Linked DNA regions of Mus musculus: region 2 is linked to region 1. A link is a loop called in an ENCODE intact Hi-C map of the cell type or tissue named here. Cell type or tissue: heart. All regions are shown on one strand. Each heading gives the region's core, and the rest is flanking DNA. Links, peaks and the distances in the headings are about the cores only.

Region 1 (2,500 bases), core at 1-2,500:
ACCCCTGGGATTCCTTTCATGCCTCTGTCTTCTCAGCATGGAGCAAATGAGATCTTGTCTACCTGGTGAACTGGTGCTTATCCCAGAGCTGGGAGCAATGGACACTTGTCACGCTATGTGTGATAAACATCCTTTACTAAAAGGGAGACAGCAGTAGATACACAGGACAGACACTTGGCAGGAGCCCAGCCCTGGAGGACTGACTGGATTGCTTCATGTGATGAACATGAGAGAGTGATGGAGCATGAGGCTGCCACACCCCATTCCTCACCCACATCCTCTCCACCTCCGCTGCTGCAGCCCATACCTGCTGCCTTCCTCACCTCTTTTCTGAGAAGAACCCAAGGCACTCTGGCATCAGGCATGTAGCAATCCCTCGTTAATGGAGCTTGGAGCTCATTTCCCTGCCCCCTAACAATTCAGTGTTATCCCACATCAGACTTCATTCAGTGTCCACGCCTAGAAGCTGTGCCCCCAAACCAATGAGAGCAAGGAGAGAAAGCAGTAATTTCCCCTCCTAAAGATCCTGAGTTCTTAACAGCAATCTGAATGATTAAGGATCCTGCCAGTCAGCTTGCTTAAAACATTCTCATGTTAATAGGAAAAGACTGTCTCTTAAGCAAGGCTTAGAAATGCCATCTGTCCAACACTGCAGCCTGCTGGCAGCTGTGACCTTCTTGTTTCCATACCTGCTTCCTCCATCCCAGCATGTCCTGATGAGATCAGCAACGGCTCTCAGGTTTTGGAGGAAGAAGAGATGAGAGAGGCCACTCGTATTTCAGCCACCAAATTAGGTATGCTATCTATACTGTTTGCTTTATATTAAACGTTTTAGTTCTGACCCAATGTCCCCAAGGGATTAGACTTGATCTGCCTATCTTTCCTACAAGGCCATCCTGTTGCTGAGGCAGTGGCTCTCTACTGTTATCATACACCTTCCTTATCTGTGAGCATCACTGTCTTTCTCCTCCCTCTGTGCATGTCCATCACTGTGATAGTAAAGCCAGGGCCACAGCAGCTTAGCAGACAACTGCTGCCTTGTACTAATCCCCACAGCCCATACTGCCTCCCACTGGACTCTCTAATAAACGCTGGCCACCACTCTCAGTAGAACTTCCATTTTACCCTGAGGGAAGAATATTTTAAGATGCCCACTGCCACAGCTCCAACATGAATCCGTTCCCCAGCCACTTTAACAGAGTTTCAATAAGTTAACAACAGACAAAATGTCTTCTCCCGAGAAGGAGAAGATCTTTCCAGGGGAAAGCTTTGGGACAGGAGTCCACGAAGCAAGGAGAGGCTATGTTGTCTCCAGGAGGCATGCGAGGCTGAAGCAGTACTGCCAAGGCTGGTAGGCCAAGTGGTCACACACAAGCATGAAGGGAAGCCATTCATGAGCATGCGAGGAGAAGCCAGCTGTCAGGGTGATCCACACTGGTGGTCCTGGGTTGGAGGCAGTACCTTCTGGAGGACTACAGTGGACAGAAGTTTCCTCAGCAGCTCACCTACCATACTGCATGTTCACTTTGGAGCTACTCAGAGCCCTCTGCCTGGAGAGGCTGCTCTAAGCCTGGCATGGTTACCCATGACTGTAGTACCATGCAGTACATGGTACAGGGTAGCTTGGTGCTTCCCTGTTGTGGACACCCACATCTATACTGACTTGCCAACTGCTTATAATTCCATTCATTCTCATTTAAAGAAAGGTGCCCCAGAAGTAATTAAGAAAAATTATATTAAATTAATATTGACTAAATGTAAATAGCAAAGAAAGGTTATATTTGAAAAAGATTGTCTCAATCAGGACTTTTTTTTTCCCACTGTAAATTCAAAAATAGGGGAATGTAAATAAAATAATAAAAATTGAAAAAAAATATTCAAAACTAGTGTTGAGGAACAGAGGGTAAAATATGCAGTTTGAGCATTTCCTTTCGGACTGTGTTACTCATTAAGGTGTGGGGATGTAAAGCCATCACTCGCCATGACGAAGTGGAACCACACTTCTCCGTGATGCTCTTCTCCGTCTGGTCGACTGCTGTCTCATTACTCTGCGTGTTCTCCTCCCAGGGAATTTACTCCTAAACAGGGAGGCAGCCTTCACCGCCACTGGAAGGTGGGAGCCAAGAGCCCCAGGCGTCCTTGTTGGCTTTATTGCACACTTGGAGAGGGAAATGAAACTTCCTACATCGTTTTCTCCCCAGTAAGAGCTGCTAGAGCAGCTGAGAACAGGGCCTCTGGGCTTTGGGTCTAGAGGCAGTGTGGAGGGACCCTGTAGTCTGGAGCCATCCAGAAGAGATAGAAAGTCTGAAGAGACTTTCTGTGTGGTGAGGCCCTTCCTTGAGAGTCTCTGCTTCCAGGGCTACATCTCAGGACGGCATGTGGCTGGGCCTTAAACCCAGGTCAAAGCCCCGTCAAACGACACAGGAGCATGCAGCTATAGTTTTTCATCCATACTTTTACAGATGAGGGACCGTCGACAGAACTGGCCCTTCTCAGAGAC
Region 2 (16,790 bases), core at 8,826-11,325, 210 kb before region 1:
TTTAACTGAAAATTAATTGTACTACCCAAACTTTCCTTAAAATGTTTCAAGAGTTCAGAAAAGTTCCATCCATCACGAGAATATGTACCTACACGCCCATTGCCTAAATTTAAATGACTGACCATTTCCTGTCCTCGCGCACACCTACCTTGTGGTTGAGCCATTTAAAGTCTGGTGGCCATTTCCTTAACAGCTTTCAGTGCCAGACTTGTAGTGTTTTAGTCTTGTTATTTTGTTTATTTTTAGGGTTAATTTTTAATTTTTTGTTTTGTCTTGTTTGTTTTTCAAGACAGGGTTTCTTTGTGTAGCTTTAGTTGTCCTGGAAGTCACTCTGTAGACCAGGGTAGCCTCAAACTTCAAGACTTGCCTCCCAAGTACTGGGACCACCGGGCTCTAATTTTTAACTTATAATTATATGTAAATGAGCATTTTCATGTGGGACTATGCCTGGCATCAGATTCTCTGGAGCTTGAGTTATAGACCGTTGTGAACCTGAAATGGGTTCCCAGGAACCAAACTCAGACCTCTGCAAAATTCCTGTATGTCAGCATATTTACTGCAGCAGTCTGTGCTCTGACTGTAAGTAAATTAAATGGACATACACTCACCTCTGCCTTTTGGCATATCACTTTTTAATAAGGGGACTAGAGTTAAGAGCACTGGCTGCTCTTCAGAGGACCCAGTTTCAGTGCCCAGCACCCACATGGCTGCTCATAGCTGTTTGTAACTCCAGTTCCAGAGGACCCAACGCCCTCACACAGACATATGTGCAGGCAGAGCACATAAAACTAAAATATTTACTTTATTAAAAAATAAGGACAGAAAGTAAGAAAGGCATTTTAAATGAAATGCAGACAGAGCACATAAAATCAAAATATTTACTTTATTAAAAAATAAGGAAAGAAAGTAAGAAAGGCATTTTAAATGAAAGTGAAGCTACAAGAACTAAGTGACTGGCTAGAACCTGAGACAGTGCAGAATCCCAGATCTCCGGGCCAGTCTACCCCCTTATAGTCTTCCCAGTTTATGCATCTTGGATTCTCAGAAATTATGATACATGAGACATTTAAAAAATAACCTGTTCCCAAATGAGCAATTTGTGTTTAGTCTGTCTTATACTTTATTTCAAAATATCTCTCTGAATTCCTTAAGTTAAAAATAAGTGTTTCGGTCTGAACATACTGTTCTTTTTTTCTTTCTTTCTTTCTAGTCAGGGTTCTCTTTGTAGCCCTGGCTGTCTTCGCTCTGCAGCTGACCTGCCTCTGCCTGGGATTAAAGGCTTCTGGCACCACACCCGACTGACTCATACTGTTCTGTCTTCTAGGCAATCTGTACAGAAGCTGGCTTGATGGCCTTGCGGGAACGCAGAATGAAAGTAACAAATGAAGACTTCAAAAAATCTAAAGAGAATGTTCTTTATAAAAAACAAGAAGGCACCCCTGAGGGGCTCTATCTCTAGTGGCCCACAGTCGTCCTCAGGGATGGGGAGCTGTCCCCAGGAACCCATTCTCCAGTTCAGGTTTGCCAGTAGAAAGCCTGTATCGTGGAGGACACTGTGCCTCCATCTGTTGTTGGTCATTGTGCCGTGCTGCTCTCTACTCCCAATAAAGGATTGGCCTGGTTTGCTTTCTAGCACTGTAATGAGTACCATGATAAAAAAACAATTTGGAGCTTGAGGGAAGAGTTCATTTTCTCTCAGCTTGTGATGGAAGTCGGACCTGGAGAAAGGAACTGAGGCAGGAGCTGTCCTGGGATCACTTCCCGCTTCTGTCTGCTGTCCAGGCAACCACCTGCCTAGGGCTGCTACCGGCTGCTACCCCTCGTGCTAGGCTGGGCCCTCCCGCATAAATCATTTATTAAGAAAATCCCAGAGACTTGCCTATAGGCCAGTCTGACAGAGGCATTTTCTCAGTTAAAGTTCCATCTTCCCAAATGACTGTAGCTTTGCCAAGTTGACAAAAGGTAGCCAGCACAAGCGTGTACTTTGACAGCTGGTCTGTGGCTGCCCGCCTACAGCTCCCTGCAGCAGATGGGAGGGTCCTGTAACAGAGTGGGTAGTTCACGTTCCCAAGAGGCTGAGATCCACAAGGAGTCGGTATAGAATCCTATCCCAACCATGCCTGCCTCGGTTCTGGGTTCATAATCTTCCTTTCTTAACAGATGGTTCCTTAAAGCCACAAAAGGCAGGTGGCCTATGGAGAGAAGGCATATCCCTCTCCCATTGCCAACATGTCTTAAGTACAAATGCATCTTAGTGTATAGGTCAAGAGCATTCTGAAAGCTACGCTATGTTCCTTGCTGGATACTCAAGAGAAAAATCAGTTTTCCTTGAGGTCTCTGTTGGCAGAATTCAGTTCCTTGTAGCCATGGACTGAGGTCAGTGCTGGCTGAGGGCCTTTCCCACCTTGTAGAGGCCACCCTGACTCCTGCACCCCACCACCCTCCATCAAGTCAGAAGGCATGTCAAGCTTTTGAGTCCCGTCTTCTCCCGCTCCCAGTCTTCCAGTGAGCCCCTTCACTTCCTACTTTCCCTTTTCACCTTCCAAGAGTCTCCTGACCAGATTGCGCCTACTCAGATACCTCAGGACAGCCTTCCCCCTTCATTTTTGTCATTAAGATCTTCATATGGAGCCCAGGTGTCATGTGTAGTCCAGACTGACTGATTGTATAGGTCAGGCTGGCATTAAATTCTCCATGTTCCTTCTGCCTCTGCTTAGACCATAAGAATTTGACAGCATCCTTGACTAACCCTCTAAAGGTTATTCACAGGTTCCAGGCCTAGGGTGTGGCTACTATCTTGGGGATGGGAAAGAGTGTGTCTACCCAAGGATATCTACTCATTGGTAGCCTGTGCAGAGTAGACAGTCTACTTGTATAGAGATGTGGCCTCCATGAGAAGCTGCACAGCATGGAAATTCAGCCCTGTCAGAGACCAAGGATAAGAAACGTACGTGTTCATAGGGCTGGAGAGATGGCTCAGCTGTTGGAGGCTAGGCTCATAACCAAAACTATAAGAAACATGTACATAGACGAAAGGTGAGACGTCCACGGGGGACAGCATAAGGCTCTGTGTCTAAACCTCAGCATAAACAGAAATACATTTGAGTATTAACACCCAGGAGGCACGTTCAAGAGAAGCAAGAGTTCAAGGCCACCCTGTTTCAAAACATCCAGAAAAAAGCTCTGCAATGCCTGCAGGCATTCCTGCCGTGAATACAGGCAAGCTATCTTGGGGAGTCAGTCCCTTCTAGCCAAGCTAACAACAGTGAACAGGCTGTGTTACAGAGCTCTCCCTCAGCAAAAACTGACTGCATTCTCAAAAAACCAGGATGAGGTCTGTTGTGAACAGTTGTGACTGTGGTTTGGACTCTGCTCTAAGGTCACCAGCAAGGTTCCTGCAGAGGGCGCTGGTGTCCGGCCCAAGGGTTTCCTTCCACACAGTACTGAGCACAGGAACACCAGGCTCCAATGAAGGCCCTGTGGATGCTCCTGGTCCAAAGACAGGTGTCATCAGCAATGATTAGAAACTTGCCACACCTATAACCCAAGGCAGGCAGTGCTGAGTAAGCATCTTCTGGGCTGGATGGGAGAACGACGCACATCTATCAGCCTAGGGAAAGGGGGATCTCAAATGCAAGTGGCCAGACCTGTGACTCCAGGAGCATGGACACATGCAGTGGGAGGGGCTGAGCGGGGGAAATAAGAAGCTGCACACATGTCAACCACAAAAGGTTTATCACTGGCACGACTCCACTTGTACATAGAGATCACATATATAATATGTAAGTCAATACGTCCAACCCCAGCAGGACAGTGGAGCCTGCACAGCTGCGGCTTTGGGCTCTGCAGGCTGGCCCAGGCCTGGCTGCACACTAATCCTCCAGCAGCAGCTCCAGCTCCTCAAGGGGCAGGCGCACACGGAGCTCCTTCTCGGTCATCACGTCCAGGATCTCCTGCAGCTCGTCTGGGAAATACTCCATGGCGTCCATGTATAGCACCTGTGGGCAGAGAGGAGACCAACACTGGCTGGAAGCATCAAAGAGTCCCACGATGGAGTAGGGTCCCAGTGAGTCCCATCAATTCTCGGTCCTGCTGGGACGAGCTCAGGCAGCTCTGCAATGCCCAGGGGAAAGCTGTGAATGGCATAAAGAGAGTGAAGCCCTCTCTTTATTTGGCCAGCAGGGTCAGCAGGCACTGCCATGACCGTTTGGTTTCCCTCTGGGTCTGGGTAGGACATGGGCATCTGGGCATTGCAAGGGATGCTGGGAAGCAGCTCACCCACGGAGCACCATCGACTGCTACAGGGACAGTCACAAGGAGCTCTGGTGCTGTGGGGACGGTGGCGAGGAAAAGGCTTTGGAAGAGGGTACTGCCCTGCCAAGCCACACACCCTAACACTGCTAGGCAGAGGCTGGCAGGAAGGTCCTTGGGAAGCTGAAGACAACAAGCACTGCGTTTAAAGCTTACCTTTGCCCAAGGACAGCTCTGGAGGGCCTTGTAGAACACGCCTTTGCTTCTTTCTTTGTTTCCTAAGGAAACCTGAGTTAAGAAGAGAGTAGCGTGAGCAATGGAGGCAGGGGAGCCAAGGCTACTACACCACTATCTACGCTTGCCCTGAGACACCGGAAGCCAGCCTGCATGTGCGCTGACACCATCTTGGCAAGCAGGGGGATGGTTCCCAGTGGCAGACAACACTCTGGCTCAGCGTGTTAGATCACACGATGCTGTTAACTTCCTGTGTCCCCTTTATGACACTATTGTACCTGGGTGTCAGTGAGAGTGCTTGGGGTGAGGTGTTCGTGAGGTGAGGCTGAGGACCTGGCACATGGAAAGTCATCTTCTATTTTAAGAACATTATCTTCAGAGAATTAAGAAACTGGCATCCCCTGGGTACCAGTTACATCATTTCTCTGAGAGGCATTACATGACAAACATCTGAGGAGGCTGAGGCAGGAGGATAACAAATCCTAAACCAACCTGTCTCAAGACAATGAATAAGTAAAAATCAAAAGGCAAATTTGCCCATTACTTATTGAGAGTAAAATTTGCCATCAGAGTCTAGAGGCAGCCGGATATCAGTGTGCACAGCTGCTGCCTAGGCTGCACCATGGCGTGATGTTCCTATGCTGCTCAGATGCTTCCGTCTGCCTCTGCTTAAGAGGGAAGGAGGGGAGTGGGGAGGAGAGGAAAAGACGGGCAGAGGATGGGTGAGAGGAAGAAGGTGTAGAGAGGGAAGGAGAACACTCAGTACTCAGTGTGTAGTGAGTTTTCTCCTAGCCCTGAAAATGAAGGCCTTTCTAAAAATGGCCTAAGATCTGAGTGGCCAACAGATCAACAGCAATTACAAGGAGGTAAAGAAAGTCTAACAGTGACAACCGAGAAATACCACAGCCCCCTTTTATGTAGTGGGACTTCCTCCACTGTGCATATCTGGTCCCGTAACGGCTGACTGGCTTATCTACTTAAATGTCCTTCCATACTGTGTAAGTGCACGGCCAGAGTCTCTCTCTTTTTTTTGTTTTTTGTTTGTTTGTTTGAGACAGGGTTTCTCTGTGTAGTCCTAGCTGTCCTGGAACTCACTTTGTAGACCAGGCTGGCCTTGAACTCAGAAATCCGCCTGCCTCTGCCTCCCGAGTGCTGGGATTAAAGGCGTGTGCCACCACGCCCGGCTATAGCCAGAGTCTTGGAGGAAGCTGCCACTGTCTCAACACCGCCACCAGCTTGGCTCAAAGTGCTGATGTGCACACACGGTTAACAGCTAGGAGGTCCCCTCACACTGAGGCTGCCGCCCGACAAAGGTCAGCCTAAGGAGGAAACCTAACTGCTGTTTGTCTGACTCCTTTTCCTTCTCTAGCCAACCAAGGATGGGGCTTAACGCCCAACATTTCTGCAGGGAAAAAGTAAGCATGCTAGCACGCAGCATGCCTGCACACCATCCAGAGGACTCAAGCAAGCCACCCTCCCCGACAGCCGCACACAGCAGCTCTTTCCTGTCCTCTGACACTTCAGCCCACACCTCACACTGGAGCAAGGGAGCTCTCTCTCTCTCTCTCTTTCTCTCTCTCTCTCTCTCTCTCTCTCTCTCTCTCTCTCTCAACTGTAGTTAATTAACAAAAGTGCTAGGAGCCCACTCAGATGCCTCAGGAACTGCCAGGTAAGTCACTGCTCTAATTAATCCTTGGTTTTAACACCACCTCATCAAAGATACAAACTCCTTAAGGGCCCAGACCTTTCTTTTCAAATCAACAGCAGTTTTTTGTATCCAGCCCACGCATACCCAGCTCCCTGCAGTCCCAGTCAAAGCACTGTCACCTGACCTTTTCCTGTGTCCATCTAAACACTTGGGACAGGAAGCTGATAAACAGACAAGTATCCCACTCTGCTCTAAGGCTCCTTTCTATGCTTAGAAAGGTTGAGACACGGGGGAAAGAGATTGACAAAAGCCAGAGTTTCCTGTTAGCTGTACCAGGCTGCCAGGCAGTCAAATCAGGACACACCATAAATACCATCTCCCCATGCAACCCTCTGTTCTGCATGGAATTCAGCCATAAACCTAGGCTTCCGGCTCGAAAGAATTCCTCTAAGTGCTAGGGACACAGTGCAGCTGGTAAAACGCTTGTCATATAAGCACCAAGTTCCCCGGAACACAAGTGAAAAACAAACAAACCCACAAAGCAAGCGTGGTAGCACAGAGTTAGTTAGCACAGCACTGGGAGGCAGAGACAGGCAAGGCCCTGGGGATTTCGGATAAGCCGGCCTAGCCTGCTGCTAAGTTCTAAGCCATGTGAAAGACCCTACTTCAAAACAAACAAACAGTGAAATACACCCAAGAAACAGTGCCCAAGGTTGACATTTTGGCCTCCACATGTACGTGCACACATCTACACACACACCCCCACACACATGACTGTGCAGGCCGCAGCCCAGACCTAGGCACTCAGCACTCTGCACCTAAGCCTGTGCCTGTTTGCCCCATGCACCAAGAGCTGAACTGGGGAACACGTCCTCTGGGTCCCTCAGGCCTTCAGTACAGACGGGGCTGATGTGGAGATCAGGGAAGGCACCCACATGGCTTCTAAGAACCAGGCCAGACTGTCTTCCTCTGCCTTCCTCTCTAGTGGTGCTAGAGACTGACCCCAGGGCCTGGCAAGCTAGAACGGATGACCTACACGTCCCACTCAAAATTTCACATTCTTGACCGATCCTTATCTTTTGATAACAAAGCTGAATCAAGACCAGGAGGCTCTTGTGAAGAGAAAAGCAAGGATGTCAGCTTCTCTGACCTAAAAGCTCCTGGGCCATTCCCAAGTCACTAGTTTAACAAGGTCAAGGCAGAGAAAGCCAGTAATCACTCTTGCATTTCATTCTTCCAAACATCCTGAAAGAGGAGACACCGCTCAGTCGGGTTCGCATAAAAATTAACCCACGCCCCCAGGGAGGGGTGGGAATAAGGCCCTGCTTCCCAGGCCTGGCTACAGACAACTGCAGTTTTGTCTACTTATAAATTTAGACACGGGGCTTTAACAAAGCAAAACCAGAGAGTCCAAAATTTTTTTCTTACCAAAAAATTCAAATACATCCTCCACAGTAGGGGACACTGGTTGCCCTTGTCGCTCCGAATCGCATTTTCAAACAAAGCTCTGATGCGATGCGTAAGGCCAGTCTCGGGGATTGTTGCATGGACCTCTCTGCCTCCTACCCTGCAAGGAAAGAACTCAGGTCATTCTAAGACAGGTTCTGTGCCCGACATCCCAGCGGGAAGACATACTTCAGCAATGGCGAAGCGCAGCGGCGTCTGGATCCGCTTTTCAGAGGTGTTCTGTCCCTCAGGGGTGAGCATGCCGGCAGCCAGTATAGGTGTGGCATAAGCAAGGACACTGGCCAAGAATGTGTTTCTTCGCTATGCTGACCCTGCCCAGGAACCACACACAACCCCATTAATCAGAAAGAAAGGCCTCCCTTGGGAAAGAAAAGGTCTTTCAATTTACAATGGACAAGACTCAGATCAAGTGAATAAATATCACTGAAAGAGACAAAAACCAAGCAAAATAAAGTATCCCTCAGTTTATCAGGATTTCACTGATGTGATGCAGAGCAAACAGCCCAGAAGGAACAACGATTCCTACGCTGACACGGTCCCCAGATGACCACTAGCCCTCAGCTGTAACAAGCTGTCAAAGGAGGCATGGGAAACAGGAGGCCGTTCTCAGGGAGGCTGACAGAGGGAGGCTCGCAGCCGCTGGGCAGCACCTGCTGCACTGGACCTGACAGGAAACCCCAGGAAGTCAGTTCTTCCGCAAATACATTTGACAGGAGGGGAAATGACGTGCTTGCCCCAAATCACCCAGGTGACAAGCAGCAGAGCGGGTACCTGCATCAGAGCCTCTACAGTCTACACCTGACAGCACGAGGCTCTCATTACAGCACCTCAGACACACCAGAAACCAGTCAGGTGGAGCCACTTCCTAAGGTCTGATTCACTCTTCCGTCACTGTCGTGGCTAAAGCAGTCACACCAGGTGTGGCAGAGCCTGGGCCACGCCTGAGACCTGGCAAGGGGCTGCAAACACAGCAACCCTCCCTTTAAGGTCTGTGAAGCCCATGCAGGAGACTGCCAGTAATTACCTCTGAACAGATTCCACTAGCTTTTTCCTCAGCTTCTCAGCTTCGATTGCAAATAGCCAAGGCTCCAAATGTTTGGCAGACCTAGTAACTGTGTCAAAGAACCTTCTGGTCTTGTTAGCACTGTGGGACTTATTCTGAATCTGTACATAAGCCCTCCAAAGAACCTGGTTGCCCGGATACAGCTTTAAAGCATCGGAGAGGGTCTCTCGGAGTGGAGCCAGAGGGTAAACACAAACGTTCATGTGGAATCGCAGCAGGCTTGTGTGCATCATGCTGACAGCCTCGAGCACATTGGTCAAACTCTGGGAGCTGGTGCTGTCCTCTGGCCCTGGGTCTTCTAAGCGAGCAGAGCCCTTCAGCTTGGCAAACACCCTTCCGTATATCTGCACAGCAGCATCAATGCCCACAGTCAAATACTGGAAGAGCATAAAGCATCGGACCAAGCTACCCAGGCAGTCCAAGGCCTCTGCAGGAGCTGGGCTGGAGGCACAGCTCTGGCCCAGGCAGTCCTGCAGCGCGAGCTCGTAAGCCTTCCGAGCTTTCAGCACCTGGGTGGACGAGACCTGCCCCGTGTAGGGCCCGTAGGGACTGCTCTCCGTCAGCCGTGTTAATATGTGGACCGCTCGGCCTGTGGTGGCTCCTCTCGAGTCCGGCGACAGTTCCATCTCCAGCTCGGCATAGAGCAGACTGAGCTCGCAGAGTTCACGGTCCTTCAGCTCGCTGCTGCCTGCCATGCTGAGTGCTGTGTCGAACACTTTTCTGGCATCCTCTGTGTTACCGAGCAACCACTCCAGGTGTGCATACTGCTTCCAGAGGCAGAAGTTGTTGCGGTTTTCTGGCTCCTTGAGGAGATTCTTGGCTAGTTTTTTGCAGCTCTTTCCCTGAGACTTCAATCGCTTCTTTTTAGTGTGTAGACACCAAATGACCTATAGTAGAAAGAAAAGAACAACTCTGGTCCCCCAAACACTCCCTTTGTCTGTCAGGCCGAGGCGGCACCGGCAAGGCAGTGGTGCCCACATGCCCTCTGTCAAATCTGGCTAACACCGGACCCCTGAGCTGGCAATGAAATCAGGGCTCACCATGGCCATAGTGAACATACCAGGTGTTTACTCAAATCCCCAACACACAGGCCTGACCCTCTCCAAGCGCTTGCCTCCAAAGAGATGGCCACACTTTCTTGTCCAAAGGCAAGAGCTCGCTGAGGGCGGGGCATGGTGACACATACCCTAACCCCACATCTCTTTTCCACGTTTCTGATAACTCAATCGCTTGTCAATAACACTTTTCAAATTTGTCAGTATGCTGTGAGAAGACATGAAATGGGGACATGGAAACTAAACATATGATCTAAATACATTCTACTCGTGTATGAAATTACCAAAGGACAAATTTAAAAAAAAAAAAAAAATTGAGACATTGAGGCCACATTATCGAAGAGAAGTCAGTACTAATCCTGGCCAGCAGAGGGCAGAGCAGTGACTGGGAGCCCTGAGCCGACAGCTACAGAGCATAGAGAGGGTAAGTAGCTTATTTGCTATCCTAAGAAGCCCTAGATCCTCTAACCCAGCTTAAGCGGATGCTGCCTCTTGGCACTAAGTGCCCGGATAATCACAGACGACAGACAGGACAGCTCTGGCCACCGAGCACGGAACTGTCTCCTCCCTGTCTGCTGTTCCTCCACATCTGAAGTGACTACCAGCGTCAACTGAAGGAGGGAGCTTTGTGAGGACGACACGCGGGTGCATTTGGGGGAGACACTGAGGTGCAGTGAGGGAGGAGGCAGCTCCAGTTACCTTTGCAATCTCGTACCGTAACCAGGAGAGGCTGAGCTGGGACTTCTGCTTGCCTGCGAGCAAAGGCAGCACCAGGTGGAAGACATTGCGGACAAACTCCTCGCCCTCTCGGTTGTGACCTTTGGTCCAGCGAGGGCGACCCAACTGTTCCATGGAGCCGACACAGCTAATGCCCGAAAAGGAAGGGTTGAAGTAAGTCAGGGGCTTTTCATCATAAAGTTCACTCTCAAAGATGCTGCTCTCGTCCATGGCCAGGTAAAGGCAGGAGGCTGGGGGCAGGAAGCCGGAAGGCACGCCCAGGAACTGCAGAAAGGCCTGGATGAGCTGGAACTGAAGGTCTGGGCTGGAAAGTCTGATCAAAGATTGCCCAATGTCATCAAACAGCACCTGCAAGCAAGACGAGACGGAGCCACTGAGACACAGGGGCTCTCACAGGTCTGAGCACACAGTACCAATTCAACACCCGTAAAGTAAGCTGCAAATAGACAGTAGCTAGGTTTTAGCTAGGTTTCCTCCCAACACTAAAACTCAGAAGGCCTCCCAAGGCAACGTGGGCAGCTGGAGAACAGCAGGCTTGGAGCCTGGAGGGGCCATTAGCACTCACACACCCCCAGGAAGCACTGGGAAGGAGGAAGGACCAACAGGCTGAAGCCAACAGCTTCCAAAGCAACCTGCAGGACTTACAGAAGACCTAGGCCCATGTTCATTTTAGAAAGCAAACAACTGCACAGCTACGAGAACAGCTACAAAGACTTTTGATGCTAGGGTTCGTAGTTCCTTTCTAGAAAGCTGCTTCAGAAAATGGAAACAGCTCAAACACAGGTAAACAGGAGCATGGTTAAGAAGAAGACAACAGAAGCAACGGACTGTGTGAAGCGCAGTTAAAAGCACGGTGCTGGCTGTAAATGCTCACAGGAGCATTGCATCTCTGTAAATGCGACTTCACACTGCTGCTTGAAAGCACACAGACTCGGACGCTGTCCTCTCGAGGTGCCGTCACGCTGACGGCTTTCTTTGCCTCTCACAGAGGACACAAGCTCAAGCACAGTCACACTGGGCTGCCCAGGACTCAACACACGGGACCATTAATTAATCAGAAAGCTTTTCTCCCTTGGGCTTCAATTAGAGAAAATGCAAAGTGACAGGAAGTTACTCAGACAGTCTGCTCCAGAAATCAGCTCAACTGTGAACACTATAACATCCTAAACACCAAGCAATGATCCTCCCTTAAGACATTCAGTAGCTTCATCCAGGGAAGGACTGGGACCTCCCAGCCTCTCTGCTGCTCACAAGGGCCTGCTGAAGTTTCATCGGAGGTTGCTTCTGGTCCACCCCTACTCTCCATTCAAACTCCAGTCTGGCCACTCCTTGCACCTCAAACTCTGCCAGTACAGATTCCATGCTCCAAGATCCTTTCAGCACCCACCAGCTCTCACTATCTGAGCAGAGGCCACAGAACAGCACGTAGGCAAAAGTGGCAAGCAACGAGCAAGAGGCAACGCGCCCTGTAAGGCACCTCACCTGCAGGGAAGCACACAAGAGCCTCATCCACTGAGGGAATCTCTTTAGCTACACGCGCATGGCATCACAAGCCAAACAAGGAGCTGGTATCTTAGAAAACGGCATCAATTCCGGGCATCAAAATTCTTAAGTCAGTGTAGTGGCACACACCTGTAATCCCAGCACTCAGGAGACTAAAGACAGAAGGATCATGAGCTCAAGGCCAGCTTGGACTACACAGCCTCAATACAACAATAAGCAAACAAACAAAACAGCACATCTTCCCTTATTTAAAACCTCGAGATAGTAGACACTAAACGGAGCAGCAGTGTCAAATCAGTTAATGAGGTGAGTGATGTACCAATACTAGCTCCTTCTCCATCCGTCACGCCTGGCCAGGGCTGGAGACGGCTCAGGGGTTCAAAACCCTGAGACCCATTGTTTAGATCTCTCAGCATCTACTTAACAAGATGGAGCTTTGCACATGCCTCTAACCCCAGATCCAAGAAGGGTAGAGACATAAGGATCACTGGGGCTTGCTGGCTTCCAGCCTAGCCTAAAATTCAAGAGCCCTGGGTTCAGGGAGAGATCCTGCCTCAGAGGAGTAGGTGGAGAATAAGAGAGGAGGGGAGGATACTTGATGCTCTCTTCTGGGTATCATGAACATACGCACACGCACACACAGTGGGGAGGGCAGGGTACATGCCTGTCTCTCAGGGTCCTCACAGTCTTCCTCCGTTTGCTTCTTGGTCTTATCAGGGCGCCAGGGACGCCAGTGCCTCTGGTCTCGAGAACGCTCAACAGCAAGCCAGATCTGCCACCGGGGCAGGGTCTTGTCTTTTATCTCCTGGTCCTCCTCTTCGGGCTCCTCGTCATCCTCATCTAGATAATAATGAGACACCGGTTCACTGGAGCAGAAAATAAATCCATCACCACTACTGTCACCTTCTGTGCCAGCACCATGTGGGCACGTGACACAGAGACAGATCGCCCAGGCTGCTCCCTGGCTCAAGGAGAGTCCCAGAGAAAAAGAAGCAGACAAAGGGAATAGATTTCTAGATCATCACTGCCCAAAAGAACTTCCTGAAATGATAAAAACACTATCTGCGCTAAAGTTGCCACCACCTACATGTGACTCACTGAATTCTTAATTTCATTTCATTTTAATGCACTTTAAGAATAGACAGCTAGAGGTAATTATTTTGAACATCATTTTTTAATAAATGGAATTTTATAACCACACTGGCTAACACATCTGATTTTTAGACAGGGGCCTTATAATTATGACTTATCATTACAGTTTGATTTAAAAACTATTAATTTAGGGTATCCAACCATTTATTTCACTGGGTTCCAAGTCTGAACATGTAATAGTAAAGAAGAAAGAAATCTCAGTTGCCTGCAAAGCCAAGTATTTTCAGGGCATAGAAAAAAATTCAGCGACCACACCCAGAACGAGTTTGGTGGTTTCTTATAACACTAGCTGGCACCTACCACTGCAGAAAGGTGAAGGCTGAAATGCACACACGCACAGACACACATGCACACACATGCACACGTGCACACACACAAGCAAACAACAAAGCCTGTGCATCCACACTCAGGGCAGCTCTGCTCACCACAGCCAGAAACAAAGCAGCCTTGATGTCAGAGGGGTGATTACAGACTGTGGCTTATCTAGACCATACACTGATGCTCAGCATAAAATGAACAAACCCCTGGCACAAGCAACAATAAGCTCAGAGACTTGAGCTAAACGAGTAAAGTCACCCTAAACATCACAGAGCAGACAAGGGATGCTGAGGAGGTGGAGGAGGTGGACTGGGCAGCAACAACATAAAATGGTGTCAGCAGCTGTAAAGGACAAGATGGCAGCTCAAAGAATGATAGGGCATGACTGGGGCAGCCCTACCTCTAAATGTGCACCTTAAAGGGCTCAAAGTGGACTCGGTCATGGCACACTGAGGGTCACAGCTCACAACTGCCCAAGATGCAGCAGCCCATGCATCCGAGGTGCATCCGAGGGTCCCCATGCAGGGAAATACTACACAAACTCGAAATGAAAGGAGATTCTGGAACATGCTACAACACAAGTGCCTCCCGACGACACCTCGGGAAGTGGAAGAAGCCAGCTACACAGGGACAAGTATGTGGCTCCTCTTCCGGGAGGTTCCTAAAGTCATCAACTGATACATGCTGTAGAACTGTAGTTGCCAGGGGAGGAGAGGACTCGGAGGCAGGGATGATGGTAACCGAGACTAGTTCAGCTGGAAAATGCAAAGGTCCAGAGATGGCCGCCAGCAACGGCTGTGCACTGTGTACAGGCACATCACTGAAATGCATTCTTTGTAGTTACCACGGTGAATTTTATATTTTATTTTGCAACTATTTTTTAAGTTGTGCAGCAGCTGGGGAGACAGCTCAGAGGGTAAAGTGCTTGCTGAGTGCGTATCACCAGCACCCAGGTATGGCAGTGTACACCTGTAACACCGTCAATGGGGTCGGGGAGGAGAGGAGGAAGAGGCTTGGCAGATCCTGGGGCTTGCCGGCCAGTGAGTCTAGACAAAGTGAGATGCTCTAAATCCCGTGGCAAACTTTGTCTCTAAAACAAGGTGGGAAGCAACAGAGGCTCCCACACATGTTCACACATGCACCACCTATTCATACCTACACACACACACGCATCTATCACATGCACACACAAACGATGATTCCATTTATAATATTATATAGCAAAACTGATCCCTGTGTTCAGTAACTATGAAAAAGGAAGGATGGTTGTGGCTAAAAACAGTGGCAAAAAAACCCAACGCAAACAAACAAACAAACAAACCCCCCAAAGCCTTGCTGTGATGAAATCGATCTGTCATCACTGTGAGGGAGAAGACAAAGTGGGCTCAGTCATGGCCCACCCGTGTCCACGGCAGCACCAAAACTGATGAAACTGTCTGGTACACACACAGACACATCCATATATGCACACTCGTACACAAACACACACACACACACGTGTACACACACATGTACATGCACATATGTACACACAGACACACACAGGAACAAAGACTGGTGAAATCTGAGTCCACTCTGGACAGGACGCACTATCACTCTCTATACCTGTTTTCCAGGTACATACACATCTACAAGTACTTCGAAACTAAAAAGCAAAGTGCTAACAATTTAAGTGGAAAGCGAGGTTCCCACTGCATGCTGTCTTGCCCAGCTCTGGCTGGCGTCTGACCAAGCACCTTTTCCACTGGGGCCTGCCCTCTTTTTGCTCCTGGAACTGTGGCTAAAAGACTGGGAGCCAGAAGTCTGCCTGTTTTCCTACTGGCTGGCTCTGTTACGGGTATAAACCTAGAAAGCACTTTGGAATGACAACTGTGAAGCTAGTTGCCTCTTTGTTCCTTAAGAGGCAAGAAATTTGTCAAAATTTGTTAGTGTGAACATTGACCAAAGACTACCTTAAATCTACGCCCAGAAGGATGGGAAGTAGGAACTAGCGACACTCCAGCCACTTGAGAAGCAACTTGGAAAAGCCCTTCTCTCCAAGAGTGGCTTTCACGTCTACACTGACGCTCCCGGAGTGATGGTTAACGTTTTCTTTGCTGTTTATTATTGAACCAATAAAGTCTGTGAACCCTTAGAAAGAAAGAAAGAAAGAAAGAAAGAAAGAAAGAAAGAAAGAAAGAAAGAAAGAAAGAAAGAAAGAAAGAGGAGGGGAGGGGAGGGGAGGGGAGGGGAGGGGAGGGGAGAAGGAAGGGAAGGGAAGGGAAGAAGGAAGGAAAAGCCCTTCTTCCTCTGGAGGCCTCAGACCCTCAGGTGCTTGGAATGCTGCATGCTGGGAGTTGGAGCTCAGAGCTTGGCGGTCCAGCGCCTGATTAAATCCTGACCCTCTGACTCTTGCAGCACTCCTAAGCTGCCTCACTAAGCATGAGAAACAATCCTGAAGTGGGAAAACCCAGCCCCAGAAGAGAAGGCACGCCCCTGCCCTCTGAAGCACTTACCTGGGGTGATGAGCACCCAGCCACCTCGCTCCTGTTGGTGCATCCACGCCCGCCAGCCTCGGGCTCCCTTCTCCCCAACGCGTGGTTCTCCGCTGTCCCAGAAGGGCTCAAAGAATTCCACCTGGATCAGGTTTAAAGGACAGAAATTAGGCCAACCACAACAAAGCTCCCAAGTGCGTCTCTGGACCACAGGATCCCTGAAATACCATACAACCAATGTTCAAAGGCACACATGGCAAACAGAGGAGTTATTTCGGCAGGCAGCCTCCAAATGGGCCCCCTCACTCCACCCCTGCCTTGGTGTACAGCTCTAAAGTGTGAGCTGGACATGGTGACTCCTTAGATCAGCATATAGAAAGGCTGCTCAAGATTTGGTGACAAGAGCCTGCAGCTGGGTAGGAAAGCACTTCCCAGTCCTCACCCTGCCGGTGCGGTCTAACCACTGCCAGCCCCACTCATGCCGCCTGACCCACCACCTGACCCCTGAAGTCATGTTGTTTTCAGGACATTGGAGAGAACGGGAATTCAAATTTTCAGCAGGACAGACTGAGCTCTTGGAGGGACAATCGCATCTTAAGTAACTGCTTAATGTTAAGATCTAGCTCAGCACACAGCAGGAACTCAATAGATGCCTTTGGCACAGCTGAGTGGAAGGAGGGTAGCTGTGGGACAAAGCCACACAAAGTGCATCTGGAGGCCAGGCCCTGGTGTCGCCTGGACTTGAGAGCAGCAGTGTACGGAAGCAGCTTGCAGGCAGGCAGTCATACCCAGGAACAGAGCAGACATAGCACTGGGCAGGGACTGACTTATGATCTGATTATCGACTAGCAACAGGATTTCCAGGAGCCATCTTCTCTAATGATACT

Evidence for each region. A loop is a pair of places that touch in the nucleus more often than their neighbours do. Peaks named below come from ENCODE experiments on the same cell type or tissue, not always from the same donor. Only the 100,000 strongest peaks of a DNase experiment are listed, where the experiment ranks them.
Region 2: a loop joins it to region 1, with 5 times the contacts of the local background. A loop is called at or near these places in 4 of 42 quality-filtered maps.

Annotation. Positions count from the first base shown.
Region 1 is chr12:100,337,253-100,339,752 of GRCm38, forward strand. The region is part of intron 17 of Ttc7b (tetratricopeptide repeat domain 7B); the gene reads right to left. Among named protein-coding and RNA genes, the nearest start is that of Gm51958, 11 kb to the right of the region's middle. In heart, for the core only: CTCF peaks have their summits at 655 and 1,071; no DNase peak of the experiment used is centred there.
Region 2 is chr12:100,121,734-100,138,523 of GRCm38, forward strand. Nrde2 (nrde-2 necessary for RNA interference, domain containing) reads right to left here. Exons shown (of 14, transcript NM_001290303.1): 8 at 15,925-16,045; 9 at 12,624-12,799; 10 at 10,418-10,804; 11 at 8,625-9,550; 12 at 7,562-7,700; 13 at 4,468-4,539; 14 at 3,717-3,998. The coding sequence ends at 3,873. It overlaps Psmc1 (protease (prosome, macropain) 26S subunit, ATPase 1), which reads left to right. Exons shown (of 11, transcript NM_008947.3): 11 at 1,325-1,631. The coding sequence ends at 1,459. Among named protein-coding and RNA genes, the nearest start is that of Psmc1, 20 kb to the left of the region's middle. In heart, for the core only: a CTCF peak has its summit at 10,095 (motif pointing right); a DNase peak (open chromatin) is centred at 10,188.